Regions from separate parts of the Homo sapiens genome. Here region 2 is linked to region 1. A link is an interaction called in ENCODE POLR2A ChIA-PET data of the cell type or tissue named here. Cell type or tissue: OCI-LY7. All regions are shown on one strand.

Region 1 (8,000 bases):
AGGCGATAAAATGTTTAGCAAAGAAGCACAGTGAGTTTCTCAAGGCAGAGACAGGCTGAGATTGTTTACTAAGAGCCAAGAGAGAGCTTTGCTCCATTTACATCTCAATAAAAGATGAGAACAGGTAAACTGTTGTACTGAGAGACTTTAAAAACTTGGCTAGACTCCTCTAGCCCCAACCTTTTTTTGCAGCTATTTCCTCAGGACACAGGGAGGGAAGAAGCTATGTGCAGTAGTCCACAGTGATCATGAAGGACAGGTAGAGGCCACGGCAAGGGAGGCAGGTAGATGAGTTCCCAGTACCCATTGAACTAAAAGAGGATGAGAAGTGTCATACCAGGGACTGAGTGTGTCTGTGGGAGGTTGTATCCACAAGAAGCTTGGGGCTGAGGGAAATCCATTTTTCTCCTGGTGCATATTTGGGAAGGGGATTCTTCCTTGTGTTTGTACACAGAATTCCAGGGAACACATTTTCCCAGGTATTATGGTTCTGTGTCCTCCAAATTCGTATGTTGAAGCCCTAACACTCAATGGGATATATTTGGAGACAGGGCCTCAAAAGGGATAATTAGGACTAAGTGAGGTCGTAAGGGTGGGGCCCTAATCCAATTGAACTGATGTTTCTGGTGTCCGTATCAGAAGAGGAAGAGACACCAGGGCTGCAAGTGCACCAGAAAAGGCCATATGAGCACATGATAATAAGAAGGTGGCCATCTGCAAGCTAAGCAGATAGGCCTCAGGAGAAACCAAACCTGCCAACCCCTTGATCCTGGACTTTCAGCCTCCAGAACTGTGAGAAAATACATTTCTGTTGTGTAAGCCACCCAGTATGTGACAGTTTGTTATGGTTGCTTGCCCTGGTTTGGATGTGATTTGTCCTGTCAAAATTCATGTTGAACTTTAATAGCCAATGTAATGATACTGAGAGGTGGCAGAGTCTTTAAAGAGGCATTTGGGTCATGAGGCTCATGAAGGGATTAATGCAGTTAATGTAGTTCTCAACAGACTGGGTTAGTTCTCAGGAAAGCAAGATGTCATAAAGCCAGTTGGCTCTCCTTGTCTCTCTCTTTTTTCCACTCAAGCCCCACTGCCTTTCTACTTTCTACCACGAGTTGAAGCAGCATGAGGCCCTCACCAGATGCAGATGGGCCACTGGATCTTGGACTTCCTAGCCTCCAGAACCATGAGCCCAAATAAACCTCTTTTCTTTATAAATTACTGAGTCTCATGTATTCTATTATAGCAACAGAAAATGGACTAAAACACAGCCCTAGCAAACTATTATACCAAGGAATGATAGGTTCACTGACAAGCTTTTGTTTTCTTCAGAGTACATATGGCCTTCTAAACTATTACATACAGCAGATCCTCAAATAACACTGTTTTGCCCAATGTTGTTTCCTTCTAACCTTGATGAGAAAAAAAAGAATTGATTCCTGGTAGGGGCCACTGTCTGTGTGGAGTTTGCACATTTTCTTTTCTTTTTCTTTTTTTTTTTTTTGAGACAGAGTCTCCCTCTGTCGCCCAGGCTGGAGTGCAGTGGCGCGATCTCAGCTCACTGCAAGCTCCGCCTCCAGGGTTCACGCCATTCTCCTGCCTCAGACTCCCACGTAGCTGGGACTACAGGCGCCCGCCATCACGCCTGGCTAATTTTTTGTATTTTTAGTAGAGATGGGGTTTCACCGTGTTAGCCAGGATGGTCTCGATCTCCTGACCTCGTGATCCACCCGCCTCAGCCTCCCAAAGTGCTGGGATTACAGGCATGAGCCATCACACCTGGCAAATTTGCACATTTTCTCAATGTCTGTGTGGCCTTACCTGGGGTACTCTGGTGATATGGTTTGGCTGTGTCCCCACCCAAATCTCATCTTGAATTGTAGCTCCCATAATCCCCATGTGTCATGGGAGGGACCAAGTGGGAGGTAACTGAATCATGGGGGTGGGTCTTTCCTGTGATGTTCTCATGATAGTGAATAAGTCTCATGAGATCTGATGGTTTTACAAATGGGAATTCCCCTGCACAAGCTCTCTTGCCTGCCGCCACGTAAGATGTGACTTTGCTCCTCATTCACCTTCCACCATGATTGTGAGGCCTCCCCAGCCATGTGGAACTGTGAATCAGTTAAACTTCTTTCCTTTATAAATTACCCAGTCTCAGGTATGTCTTTATTAGTAGCATGAGAACAGACTAATACATATAGTTTCCTCCGCATCCCAAGGATGTGCACGTTAGGTTCATTTGTGTGTCTACGTGGTCTCAGTGTGGGTGTGTGTGTGTATGTACCCTGCAGTGGAATAGTGTCCTTTCCAGGGCGGGTGCCCGCCTGGTACTGAGCTGCCAGAATAGGCTCTGGCCACCCATGGCCTTGAACTGGGTAGATAGTTATCTTGTTTTTATTCATCTTTCTTAAATGTATATAGAGTTCACATTTATTTCAATGTAGAATATTAGAAGTGTTTTAGTCTTTATTTAGGAGTTTGGTCATGTTTTTGTGACCAGAAATATGCCATAGGAACTTAACTCTTGTTTATGTCAATTAGTCTACGGCAAAACTGGTTTGGTTATATGTAATTTTGCTTCAGTCACAGTTTCCAAGGACTTATCAACTACATTAAGTGAAGACTCACTACAATTTACTTCCCTTTGCCCTTCACCCTCCTTTTAAATATAACCTTACAAGCTCAGGGGTTCTGTTGTATTTGCTGATGTTTCCCAAATGCTGAGAGGAGCGACTGGCAGGTAGCCTCATGCTAATGTCAGAATTAGCAACTCACATGGCTTAATGTGTGTTTATTGATGGAATGAATAAACAAATGAATGAAGAGTAAAAGAGGCTTGTAGGGGCTATTTGGAATGTCACCAATGTGAAAAATTTGCTTCTGACTTAAAAATAGCTTATGTTCAAAAATGCAATGAAAAAATCATTTCCCTATTTTCATATTAATATATTCCCTACCATAGGGTTTGCCTTCTTTTTTCCTGTGGGGTAGGTTTATCATGATGATCACTACAGGTTCCTCTTGCCTTTCACATCATCTGTGACAGCTGCAGGCGGTTAGGACACAGATAAAATATGTAACCTTTGGGAAATGAAGCACCTGGGAGAGGATTTACCTGAGCTAAAGATTCCATTAGGTTTCTCACAATTTTGTCTTGGTCTTCCGTCAGGATCCTGTGAAGGGTAGCTCGCCTCTCACTGTCCTTCCTCAGCATGAAGAATCCAGAATCTTTTTCTTCAGGGGAAGGAGGAGCACTGTGATCTTCAAAATTCTCATCTGGAATGCTGAGAAAATTTATGCAGCATAAATCACAGTTCCCTTTATAAAATGACACACTTAACAACACACTTCTCTCACCCCAAGTAAGTCAGGTCTTTACCCCAAAAAGAGTGTCCGAATTCCCTTGACATCTCTTTCTCCGCAGGACTTGGCTCTTGTTTTGAAAGAGAAGGGGTCCACTTTCAACTCCGTGTCGGGTGAAACTGAGCCGTACTCACTGCTGCTGCTGGTGTCCTCCACCAGCACAGGTACCGGCAAGGATATACTCCTGAGATATTCTGCTTGTGATGAGAGGAGGGAAAAGATAATTGACACTTTAAAAAATGTACACATACTGAAACACCCATTGAAAGAGGCCATATTCTTTGTCAAATATCTTGTTGCAATGAGCAGCATAATTATGCTATGTAAGGGAACGGTCATGTGTTATGACTGCCTCCCTTGCTCAGCATAACCCATACAGCAGGGTAGCCAGGAAAGGGCCTCCCAGGCCCTGGGAGGGATATCTCTGGGGTACCAAAACAGTCAAGGAAGCCCAAGTTCAGTGGGTCTACTGAGGGTCTGATCCCCTCATTTTTACTGACTACTAATTATTTCTATTTATGGGTCTCAGTTTTCATATTTATCAAATTCAGGGTCAGATTGATAATCTTTAAGCCTGTTCTTCAGGGGCTTAAGTGTCTCCATTAGCATCTTGGGGCTGCCTTGGTTGGGATGAGTGAGTGGGATGCTGTAGGTCTAGACCACAGGTTCCAATCCTGTTATACCTGAAACCAGAGAAAATATGCTGACTGTCATATATCACAGTTCTGCTTAAGGATTCATATAAAAAAGGATTCATCACTGAAAACAAATTTTGGAAACAGATGGACTAGATGATCTCTTAGGTCTGTCCTGGTTCTCAGATACTATGATTCTCTAGTAGACATGAGCTGCTTCTTTATTTGGATGGAGAATAAGACAGTGGAGTTGCCTATATTTCCTCAAACATTGGTTTTAAAGAAAGCTTCATAGGTTGCTCTGGGTGTCAACATCTTTCCAGCAGATGGGGAAGAAAGAGTAGGAGGATCTCATAGGAAGTTTTTATGAATCATGCTTGGGTGAGTTGCCACTCGGGCCCACCATCCATTGCCCAAGCCTCAGTCCACCAGCCACAGTTACTTGCCAGGAGGCTGGGAAACCCCAGAAGGAAAAGGAAACAGGTCTGGAGGACAGCTAGTCAGTCTCTGTATATGTATGCCTGAACAGTTCACAGAAAGAAAAACACAAAAAGCTCCCAAATGTATATAAAACTTCTCAGCCTCACTCCTAATGAGAGAAACGGGTATCTGAATCACAATAAAATACTGTCCATGATCTATCCTATGGACAGATATGCAAAAAAAAAAAAAAAAAAGAAAGTGGTTTTTGCCAGAAACATCTTTATCAAACACACATCCTAATGCTACAAAAGCATTTTAATAAAGAATGAAGGTATAAAATTATAGAAAAGGAAATCCACTGTTGCCTGGAATCTCCTTCTTACTTAATTCCTCTTGGGCTGAACTGAATCAACTGCCCTGATCTCAAGGATAGGGGACTCATGACATTGGTTTCAGCTGTAGCGAGAAAGACGGAAGTACATACAGCTTTCAGGAACAGCTGACCTCGGGGGAAACCACCTTACTGGTCAGTAACTGGAAAGTCTCCCCAGGATGAATTGGTTGACTTATCTGCTGTTATTTAAATAGTTCTGTAGCTGAATCACTAGAAGGCAGGAAGCAAGAGGAAGCCACAAAGAGTTGCTGAATTGACCAATTAAGTACCAGTATGCAAATGATATATGGCAGGGGAAATGCCTGGCATGTATTGTTTCCACATATTCTGGAGCAGCTCATGGGCCTAGCATTTCACGGACCATATTTTGGGCAGTGCTGCTACAGCAGAAAGGAAATGGGTGACCTCTTCCTTGCTGGTAATAGTAAGGTTGTCTGAGAGAAGAAAGGTTTGAAGGGGGGCCCAAACACCAAACTGCTTTTGAGTCATTCCTGGGGAAGGTCAAGGTCTATAGTGTGCCTTGTTTCACTTTAGAGTCAACATCTCGCTATTTGGGGGGAACGGACTTTAGAACAGAAAAAAATAGCTGCTTGGGAGAAAGAGTTTCACTGCTATGAGATGTCAAGTCCCTAAAGTTAAATGTTACTGATGGAAGAATACAGCTGAAGAAGAGCTCTTGGCTTGACTGAGTAGCTGATCTCTTTACAAGAAGGGATACAAGCCCTGCAGTGGAACTCACTGCTGATCCTTCAGACTTGGTGAGTTTCTTCACCAGCCCATTTTTATGAGATGCATGCCACACTCAGAAACGGAGGTGTGCATCATTCATATTTCAAAGACAAAATTGTTGTTTCTTGGGAGTAAAGAGACTAGTACAGACTAGACTAGAAGAGTACAAGATGAGGGATTCCTATCGTGTGTTTCCGTGTTTGTGTGTGTGTGTGTGTGTGGTAAATGTATGTGTATCTAAAGAAGAGAAGGAGTAAGGACTTGAATTATCCTGTATTTTGGCTTTTTGGTCATATCATGTGGTTTGATTATCCAGTAATGAGAGGACTTGTGTCACGCCTGTGAATTTTAACGTTGCTGTGACTACCGACTGCCTAAAAGGAGGCCTAATGAGGTAAAACTGTATATGCTTAAGGATGGAACCGAGTGCCTGTCACTATGGCTCGTTAAGGAAATAAAGGGACTTACAGATATTCTGCATGTTCTATGTGCAGAGCCCTGATTCCCTCCTCGGTTTGATTTTATTTTATTTTTGAGACAGAGTCACACTATTTTGCTCAGGCTGGAGTGCAGTGGCATGATCTTGGCTCACTACAACCTCCGCCTCCTAGGTTCAAGTGATTTTCCTGCCTCAGCCTCCCAAGTAGCTGGGATTACAGGCATGTGCCACCACCCCTGGCTAATTTTTGTATAGGGTTTCGCCATGTCGGCCAGGCTGGTCTCAAACTCCTGACATCAAGTAATCCACCTGCTTCGGCCTCCCAAAGTTCTGGGATTACAGGTGTTGAGCCACCGCACCCGGCCTGCTTGATTTTAAATGAGTGAACCTGATTCTAGATTGAGTCCCCTTCTCTATTAGGCACATGCATTCATTCATCCAACATACAGTTGTGGATCATCTACTATATGTCAGGTAGCCAGCAGGAGTTGCTGATGGACTGGAGTGAAGAGTGTGAAAAGGAAGAATCAAAAATGACTCCAAAGTAGAATTCTGGCCTAAGAAACTGAATGGATGCATATCGTACTTATATTCTAAGATGAGAAATAATACAGGCCAAAAAGGAAAGTTCTTTTTAGTGGATAAGGGGTGTTATTTGACAGTTCAGTTTGAAAAATGAAGACGGCAATTGGGCGGCTGGGCGCGGTGGCTCACGGCTGTAATCCCAGCACTTTGGGAGGCTGAGGCAGGAGGATTATCTCATGTTGGGAGTTCAAGACACCAACATGGTGAAACCTCGCTTCTACTAAAAATACAAAAATTAGCCTGACATGGTGGTGTGTGCCTGTAGTGACAGCTACTCAGGAGGCTGAGGCAGGAGAATTGCTTGAACCCAGGAGGCGGAAGTTGCAGTGAGCCAAGATCATGCCACTGCACTCCAGCCGCCAGCAAGACTCCATCTAAAAAAGAAAAAAGCAATTGGATATGAGTCTGGAGCTCAGAAGACTGGGCTAGATAGAACCTCAGCAGCCTACCTGGCTGGAGATGGTATTTAAAGTAAAGGATGACATAATTTGGGGAAAGATAAAAAGACAGCATAGACCCGGCCCTTAAGAATGCCAATATTTAGAGGAAAAGAAGGGGATGAACAGGCAGCCAAGGAGAATGACAAGGAGCAGCCATGAGGTTGGAGGAAAACAGAGAAAATGGGGTGTCATGGAAGCCCACACAGGAGAGGGCGAAAGTAAGAGAGAACAGTCATCCAGGCTGAGAGCCACTGAGAAGTTGAGTAGGTTGAGAAAGGCACTTGTTGGATTTGGCTAAAGAGATCTCATTAGATCTTGGCCAGAGCAGGCCCAGTGATCGCGTGGAAGGGGAGACGCTACATGGGTGGGAAGGAAGAGGTGGAGATCTGGAGACACTGTACTTCAAGACGGGAAGCTGTGATGTGGGGCAAAAAAAGGTGGTGGTGTCAGCCAGTGAGGCCATTTGTAGATCAGGGGAAGGACGGGTTTAGGACAAAAGACATTAGAGCATGTGTATATGGAACTCACTGGGAGAGGCAGAAGCTGGAGGAGTCACGGGGGCTCCACAGGAGCCAGAACTCATCTGTGAGGGATTGGCCTTCTGTAGGAAAATGGATGTTTTCTCTATTGTAAGGGGTGGAAAGAGCAAGACAGGTGGTGCTGAGACAGTTTGCTTTATACGTTTGTGGTGGAAATATGATCAAATCCACGCCTGAGATTTCTACCTTCTTAAGTTATGACGATTTCCAGGCAAGTGAGAATGCGTAGTGCCTTTCTGTGTCACTGTAAATGGGAAGAAGCTCAAGTGTAACTATTTCCAGGGGAGCACGGTGACAGTTTCCAGATATCACAGAGGTTACAAGTTCCTCGAACATAAGCTCATACACGTGAGTGATTGGGACCCCAGGCTGCAAGAGAGGAGCCTGGCAGGATTTCCAGTCACAGGCAGCCTTACTGCTGATATCTTGCCAGGTATTAAGAAGCCCTCCTCT
Region 2 (8,000 bases), 250 kb after region 1:
GTCAGTAATGGGACAGAAGAAACATGATGGGCAACATGTTGATTATTATGGAAGGTGTGTAATGGGTGCCTGGGGGTTTATTATACTATTCTCTCTACTTTTATGCATGTTTTAAAATTTCCGTAATGAAAAAACCTGAAAATTTAAGTTTCAGGGCTGGGTATGGTGGCTCATGCATGTAATTCCAGCACTTTGGAAGGCCTAGGCAGGGGGATTACATGAGCCCAGGATTTAGAGACCAGCCTGGGTAACATGGTAAAACCCTGTCTCTACAAAAAATTAAAAAATTAGCTGGTGTTGTGGTGTGCACCTGTGGTCCCAGCTACCCGGGAGGTTGAGGTGGGAGGATCAATTGAGCCCAGAAGGTGGAGGCTGCAGTGAGCTGTGCTCGTTCGTGGCACTGCACTCCAGCCTGGGTAACAGAGTGAGATCCTGTCTCAAAAGAGAAAAAAAAGAGAAAATTTAAGTTTCACCTTAAAAGAAATATATAGCCCTTTCTAATCACTCAGTAATTAAAAGTCAGTGACCCTTTCCTTTGTATTCATACAGATAATAATAAAAATTCTGGACATAGTTTTTTATTTGACAATTTTTAATTAAGTAGACCAACTTAAAAAGGGCAATGCTTTACAGTAGATTAAATATGAGCTCTTTGGGAATTGGTTTCAGTAATAAAATTTGTCCTCTCAAACTGTGGTTTTGATGAGGTTCAGATTTCATAAAGCAGCACAAAACATTGTGCGGTGGGTTTTTTTCTTTTCCCATTTTCCTGGTTAATTTTCTTCACCACTGCCAAGAGTAATTTAATCAGATAGGCCTCTAGAGGACCCTGCTCTTAAAGCATAAAGTCAGGCACTGCATATCTCTCTTCCTTTTTATATTTAATTTGACCATTTGCCATGCCCACTATTTGAGTGGGTGTGGACGGGGAGGTTGGGAATAAGGAAGAGATGGAAGAGGAGACTAATAGAAGATGTGCTTTTCATTCAGATTTGTTTCTCTTTTCCTTCATTCATTCCAGAAACTTTTATTAACTCTACTGTGTGCAAGATACTGTACCAGGCTAGCTGGGAAGACAAAACACCTTAGGCATGCCCTTACCCTCCTGGGGTCCTTGCACTGTCTGGGGAGGCAGGATTCTGGTTGTCTAATGTCTAATGTGGTAAGCGCTGTGAATGTATGCAGTGTTATGGGAAGGGAGGATTTGTCTGGGGAAGGGGCAGGGAGGGCATCCTTTGGTCTAAAGGGGAAGTTGGAATGAATTATTCAAGTGGAGAGGCCAGGGTAGTAGTGTTAGAGGCAAATGAAAGAGCATGCTTGACCAGAGAGGATAGAGCCTGTGTGCTTAGAGCTGTCAGCGTTTTGGCCATTGTGCCAAGATCAGTGGAAAGACATTGCAGATTTTAAAAATCAATGAAATATTTTATACATTATAAAATACATGTAAGATGTAAAAATGGTATATTGAACACACATATTCACCATCTAGCTTAAGAAATGAAACATTACCTATACCATTAGCGTCCCCTGCTTACCCTTTCTAGTCTTATCGTTCTTCTCTCTGCTTTTTTTTCTTCCTCGCTTCTTCCCAGGAGTAACCACTAGCCTGAATTTTCTATTTATATATTTTTTGCTTTTCTTTCTATTTTTACTACATATGTATGCATCCCTAAGTCATGCATAGTTTTGCATGATTTTGACCTTTGGGTAGTAAGAATCAGCATGGATGAATCTCACATAATGTTGAGCGAAGATGCTAAGTTGGAGCTACATATAGTGTGAAACCACTGAAAGGCTTTGCACAGGGGAGTGACATTTAATTTGTATTTTCTAAAGATTACTTTTTATGCAGTGTGGATAATGGATTGGAGGTAAACAAAAATGGATGGGGAGAGCAGTTAGAAGGATGTTATAATCTAAGTGGTAACTTATGGTTGATGGTTGTAACCTCTTAAGAGAAATCATAGACAAATTCTTAGCCATAGCCCTTTAGGATCTTATCCCTCCCAGCTATTCAACCTTGCTCTTCCCTGAATCTGGCAAGCTTGTTCCCTGTTAAGGTCTTTCCCTGTTCTCTGTAACCTGAGCCTTTCATCTCGGGTCTGCAGAGTTCAGTCTTTAACTGCACTCAAGTCTCTGCACAGAGAGGTCTTTCCTGGCCATTTTGTTGAGAAGTGACCCCCTGCCCTTGTCATTATTTTCTGTTCTCCTTACTCTGCTTTTTCTTTGTAGTTTTTAAAAAAATTGCAACTTGAAATTATACATTTATTTATAGCATGTTTGCTGCTGCTAAAATATAAGATCCATGGGGGCTGGTCTTATCTAAAATTGTAACCTCCTTTCCCCCCGTGCCTAGTACATAGTAGGTGCTCAATAAATATTTGTTGAATAGATGAGTGAATTGATTGAAGTTGGGATAATGGAATTCATTCTTCCCTTTTCAGCTGTTTCTCAAACATCTCTCTGGCTGTGAACTTTTTTCAGAGCTTGAGGTTAATGCCCAAACCCTGTCTTGCTGTCACCTCAAACTCAGTATATATAAAATTACATTATTTTCCTTCCTCCAGTCTTTCACTTTTGTTAATGCTGCCATCACTGACAGTCCTCAGGCACAAAACCTTGGTGTTATCTTGCAGTGTTCACTACCCCCGATCCCTAGGGTGCTGTATATTCCCATTTATGTGTTTGAGGAAGTTTTCTGGTTACTGTTTCACCTCTGCTTTTTGCCTATTGACATTTTAGCCAGCCCTCAGGGCCCTGCCTCAGTCTTTCTCTTCTGAGCACGAAGCTGAATTTCCATCCAAGCACCCCTTTTGTACTTATGTTTATAGTTTGTTTTGTTTTGTTTTTGAGACAAGGTCTTTCTCTGCTACCCAGGCTGGAATGCAGTGGCGTGATCACTGCTCACTGCTGTCTTGACCTTGACCTTGTGGGCTCAAGCCATCCTCCCACCCCAGCCTCCTGGGTAGCTGGGACTACTGTTATAGGTCACCACACCTGGCTAATTTTTAAAATTTTTTATAGAGACGGGGGTCTCGCCATATTTTCCAGGCTGGTCTCGAACTCGTGGCCTCAAGCGGTCCTCCTGCCTCGGCCTCCCAAAGTGCTGGGATTACAGGCATGAGCCACCGTGCCTGGTGTAATTACTCTTTTTTTAAATTAAAAAAAAAAACCCACACAGTCTCCTGATCTGTTAGTTCCTTTCCCATGTCCTAATATTTTAAACATAGTATTGAGTTGCCTTTCTTTTCTTTTTCTTTTTTTTTTTTTTGAGACAGGTTCTCACTCTGTCACCCAGCTTAAAGTGCAGTGGCACAATCTTGGCTCACTACAACCTCCACCTCCTGGGAGCGATTCTCCTGCCTCAGCCTCCTGAGTAGCTGAGACTGCAGGTGCCTGCCATCACACCTGGCTAAATTTTATATGTTTAGTAGAGACGGGGTTTCACCATGTTGGCCAGGCTGGTCTTGAACTCCTGGCCTCAAGTGACCTGCCCGCCTTGGCCTCCCAAAGTGCTGGGATTACAGGCGTGAGCCACCACACTCAGCCTATTTCCTTCTTTATGATCCCATTTTTAACTTCACCACCATGTGTGTCCTATCTTTAGCTCTGTCATAGAGACCTAATGCTTGCTACTTGGTTGTGCAACAGAAGACAGCTGACAGCAACAATGCCATCAGCATGGTTTTCTTACCTTCTATCTTTGATGTTGATTCAGGCTGGATTCTCTTGAGCCGGTGGAGGCTCCTGCAGTTTTAGAAGGTGAGTAGTCATAAGGTGTCACCTGCTGCATCACACTGGAAATGTGTGGAGGCAGTGGAGTCTGAGCTGATGATGAGTATTTACTTAGTAGTTCTCTGTACCTACCTAGCAGTGATTCAGGTTGTAAAGAAAAATTTAATTGGTTAAATTATTTTAACCAATGTTTGAGTGCCTATTTTACTGTGATGAACATAGATGTACAAGATGTTTTGCTCATTAGGAGTCTCCAAAATCTAGCAGGTATGTGAGTTATGTAACATTCTTTTTAGTAAATAAAATATGGTAAATGCTGAGTTAGAAGTAGGTGTGAGCTGCTGTTGAAGGCAGCATATGACTCATTGAAGGACTTATCAGGGGAGGCTTATTTCGTAAGGGATGTAATGGGGCACGTCTTGATGGATAAATGGAAATTCACAAGTGGAGAGGGGCTTTAAGATCTGTGTATAGGTAATTCATGAAAACACAGTGGAATCAATCTAGGCCCAAATGTAGCTCCAGTAAAGGGTGAAACCAGCAGGGGTAGAGCTTTAGTTCCTTGATATCATGGCTTAAGGTAGCCAAGAAGTTCTGATTCAACAGTGCCCTCAAGTAGCATGCTGTACAGATAGCCTCACATTGCGATTAAAAGTGGACTCTGCAATTAGGCTGCCCACGTTCAGATTTCATATCTGCACCTTACTAGCTTTGGGACTCTGGACAAGTTACTTAACCTCTCTGGGCCTTGATATAGTATCTACTTCATATAAATGAAGATTAAATGAAATAAAATACATAAAGTGCTTATGAACAGGATCTGACACTCAGAGTGTTCAATAAAGGTTTGCTATTTTTATTTTTGACTGTTTACATCAGCCTAGAGCAGGGGTTGGCAAACTACGTCATGTGGACCAGGACCAAATCTGGCCTGCAGTTAGATTTACAAATAAAGTTTTTTTGGAATCAAGCCATGCGCATTCATTCGGTATTGACTATGGCTGCTTGGTGTGTGCTATAAGAGCTGGGTTTAGTAGTTGTGACAGTGACCAAATAGCCTGTAAAATCTAAAGTATTTACCATATGGCCCTTTATAGAAGAAATGTACCTTTTTTGAAGAAACTTACCATTTACTATATGGTCCTTTGTAGGCGAAATTTAGAGGATAAAATCAAACTCTTTAGCTCTCAAGATCTTCAGTGATTGCTTCCAAACCAGCCTTTTTTCTATCCATAACTAACAGATGGCCACAGCAGCTCTTTGGTTTTCACTGGCCCTTCTATTCCTTTTATAGCTGCTGTCTGTTGCTGGATTGTGCTTCCTTTAGTGTTCCAACTACTCTTCTGTCTTTTGCGTGAATATGGGCAGAGGCAGGGCCAGGACTAGGGTAGAATGTGTGAGGCACTCACTCTAGGTACACAATTTAAGGGGGCCCCAAAAAACTTGATAATCAAGATAATTTGTTAATGTTTTTAAAAATAAAAATTAATGCAAAAAACCCATTATGAACAAAATATCGATATTTTACTTTTTTTGAAGCTTAATATTAATTTTATTAAACTTTTTTCCAGGTTTATTATGATTGGCAAATAAAAATTTGTAGGCTGGGCACGGTGGCTCATGCCTGTAAACCTAGCACTTTGGGAGGCTGAGGCGGTAGGACTGCTTGAGCCTAGGAGTTTGAGACCAGCCTGGGGAACATGGTGAGACACTGTCTCTACAGAAAATAAGAAAAAAATTAGCTGGGTGTGGTGGCACGCAAGCGTGACTCCAGCTACTTAGGAGGCTGAGGTGTGGGAGGACCGCTTGAGCCCAGGAGGTCATCGCTGCAGTGAGCTGAGATTGTGCCCACTGCACTCCAGCCTGGGCGACTGCGCAAGACCCTGTTTTGGAAAAAAAAAAAGAAAAATCTAAGTTGTACAGCTTAGGGTTTTGATCTAAATATATCTTGAGTAATGATTCCTACAGTCAAGCTAATTAACATATCCATCACTTGAATGGTTACCATTTTCTTGTGTGTGAGATAAGAACATTTCAGATCTACTCTCAGCAAATTTCAAGTATTCAGTAATACATTATTATTTATAATAGTTACCATGGTGTACATTGAATCTCTAGAAATTATTCATCTTATAACTAAAAGTTTGTATCCTTTGACCAACATATCCCCATTTCCCCCACCCCCAGCCCCTGGCAAACACTACTCTACTGTATGTTTCTCTAAGTTTGACTTTTTTAGATTCCACCTATAAGTGACGGGATCAGTATTACTGATGTTTTTTTTCCTCAGCCTCCAACATGGCTCAATATAGTACTGGGCAGCAGAGAGAAAGTAACCCACATGTAAGCGGCTTAAGCCCAGATACTCATACTTCCTACGTATATGTGGGAGAGAGTAGTAAGATTCAAAGTAACCTGCTGGCTGATCACCAATGTGATATACCAATGGCATATACTCAGGTCCTTGTCAGGACTAATTTCATAAAGTATAATTATGCACATATTTTGTTGAACTTAGTTTACAGCAGTGATCTGTGTATAATCTGTTGTATAAAATGAAAGAATGAAAACATTTCCAAAAGTTTTCAAGTAGTTCATTTGAAATGGTTCACTGAGAGCAGTGAAGCATATACTTTAGAATAGCAGCATTGGATAACTAAAACTGTTTACCAAGAGATCTGGAAGGATCACCTGGTTCCTGCAAGCTTTTTCTAAGAAAGGCCAGATAGGGATATTAATTGAATTTTAATGCTTTCCAATAAACATTGACCCAGCAAGCTTTTTTAGATGACTAACTTTCTAATCTGCTTTGACATTTCTTCGTGGGGCTGCAAACAGTGATTTGTTGGTAGGTTTTAAAATATGTATAATTTGTTTTAGTGAAGAAGGTTTGGAAGTATACTGTAGAATTCTGTGAAAGCAGAATGGAGTCTTATCTGTAAGGAATAAGTCTGGAGGAATGGACAAGATCAACTTTTCATTTCTCAGACACCTTGTTGAGATGGATAGGAATTATTTGATGTTTTGACATAGTAAATTAGTTGTTCTGCCTCTCATTGTTATGTAACAAGAGATAAAATGCAATGTTGAACTTGATGGTCTTTTGCTTTCTAAACACTTTTCAATGTTTTTAGGTGTATAGTGTTGATTGGAGCCAAACCAGAGGTGAACAGCTTGTGGTGTCTGGCTCATGGGATCAAACTGTCAAATTGGTATGTTAGCATTATTGTATTCAAAAACGAATATTCCCTTCTCTAGAGCTTCCACTAAATTTTCTTCTCTTTTTCCAACATACTTCTGTAGCTCTATGATTCGACAGCTGAGCTTTCTTTTAAAAAAAAAATTAAAACACTTATTAGAACTTAAAATTTTCTAATCTTTTGGCTGTGAACTAATAGTTAGCTCAGCATTAGTTTGGCCCTTAAATACAGTCTTGCTTTATATCAAAACAGATCTTTAAAAATCCTTGAGATCTGTATATATATTGTATGCATATATATAAATGTATATAGTTTATTGGTGTATGTAGTATATGTAAAAGCATAAATTTGAATTTATCCCTCAAGTAATTGATCTATTCATTTATTTGTAGTGGGATCCAACTGTTGGAAAGTCTCTGTGCACCTTTAGAGGCCATGAAAGTATTATTTATAGCACAATCTGGTCTCCCCACATCCCTGGTTGTTTTGCTTCAGCCTCAGGTAAATTATTCTGTATTTACCAAAAGCCTTACTTGTAGTGAATGGTGGCCTTGTTTTTACCATTAGGTGGCGCTGTGTACCTTAGCTTCAGAGAGAAAACAGGAGAATATTACTATTCTTTTGTGTTCTTAAGACTTTACTTCTTTTTTTATTTTTATTTTTTTATTTTTATTATTATACTTTAAGTTCTAGGGTACATGTGCACAACGTGCGGGTTTGTTACATGTGTGTGCATGTGTGCCATGTTGGTGTGCTGCACCCATTAACTCATCATTTACATTGGATATATCTCCTAATGCTATCTCTCCCCCCTTCCCCCACCCCATGACAGGCCCCGGTGTGTGATGTTCCCCATCCTGTGTCCAAGTGTTCTCATTGTTCACTTCCCACCTATGAGTGAGAACATGCGGTGTTTGGTTTTCTGTCCTTGGAATAGTTTGCTCAGAATGATGGTTTCCAGCTTTGTCCATGTCCCTACAAAGGACATGAACTCATCCTTTTTTATGGCTGCATAGTATTCCATGGTGTATATGTGCCACATTTTCTTGATCCAGTCTATCATTG

Evidence for each region. Peaks named below come from ENCODE experiments on the same cell type or tissue, not always from the same donor. Only the 100,000 strongest peaks of a DNase experiment are listed, where the experiment ranks them.
Region 2: POLR2A ChIA-PET joins it to region 1 with 5 read pairs; 3 of 35 experiments call an interaction of 5 or more read pairs at or near these places.

What each region holds. Positions count from the first base shown.
Region 1 is chr6:136,589,058-136,597,057 of GRCh38, forward strand. It overlaps MAP3K5 (mitogen-activated protein kinase kinase kinase 5), which reads right to left. Exons shown (of 30, transcript NM_005923.4): 22 at 3,380-3,557; 23 at 3,116-3,284. Among named protein-coding and RNA genes, the nearest start is that of MAP3K5-AS1, 36 kb to the right of the region's middle. RefSeq lists an enhancer at 5,432-5,591. In OCI-LY7, no CTCF peak of the experiment used is centred here; a DNase peak (open chromatin) is centred at 4,984.
Region 2 is chr6:136,838,746-136,846,745 of GRCh38, forward strand. It overlaps PEX7 (peroxisomal biogenesis factor 7), which reads left to right. Exons shown (of 10, transcript NM_000288.4): 4 at 6,870-6,947; 5 at 7,328-7,436. Among named protein-coding and RNA genes, the nearest start is that of PEX7, 20 kb to the left of the region's middle. In OCI-LY7, a CTCF peak has its summit at 7,485 (motif pointing right); a DNase peak (open chromatin) is centred at 7,486.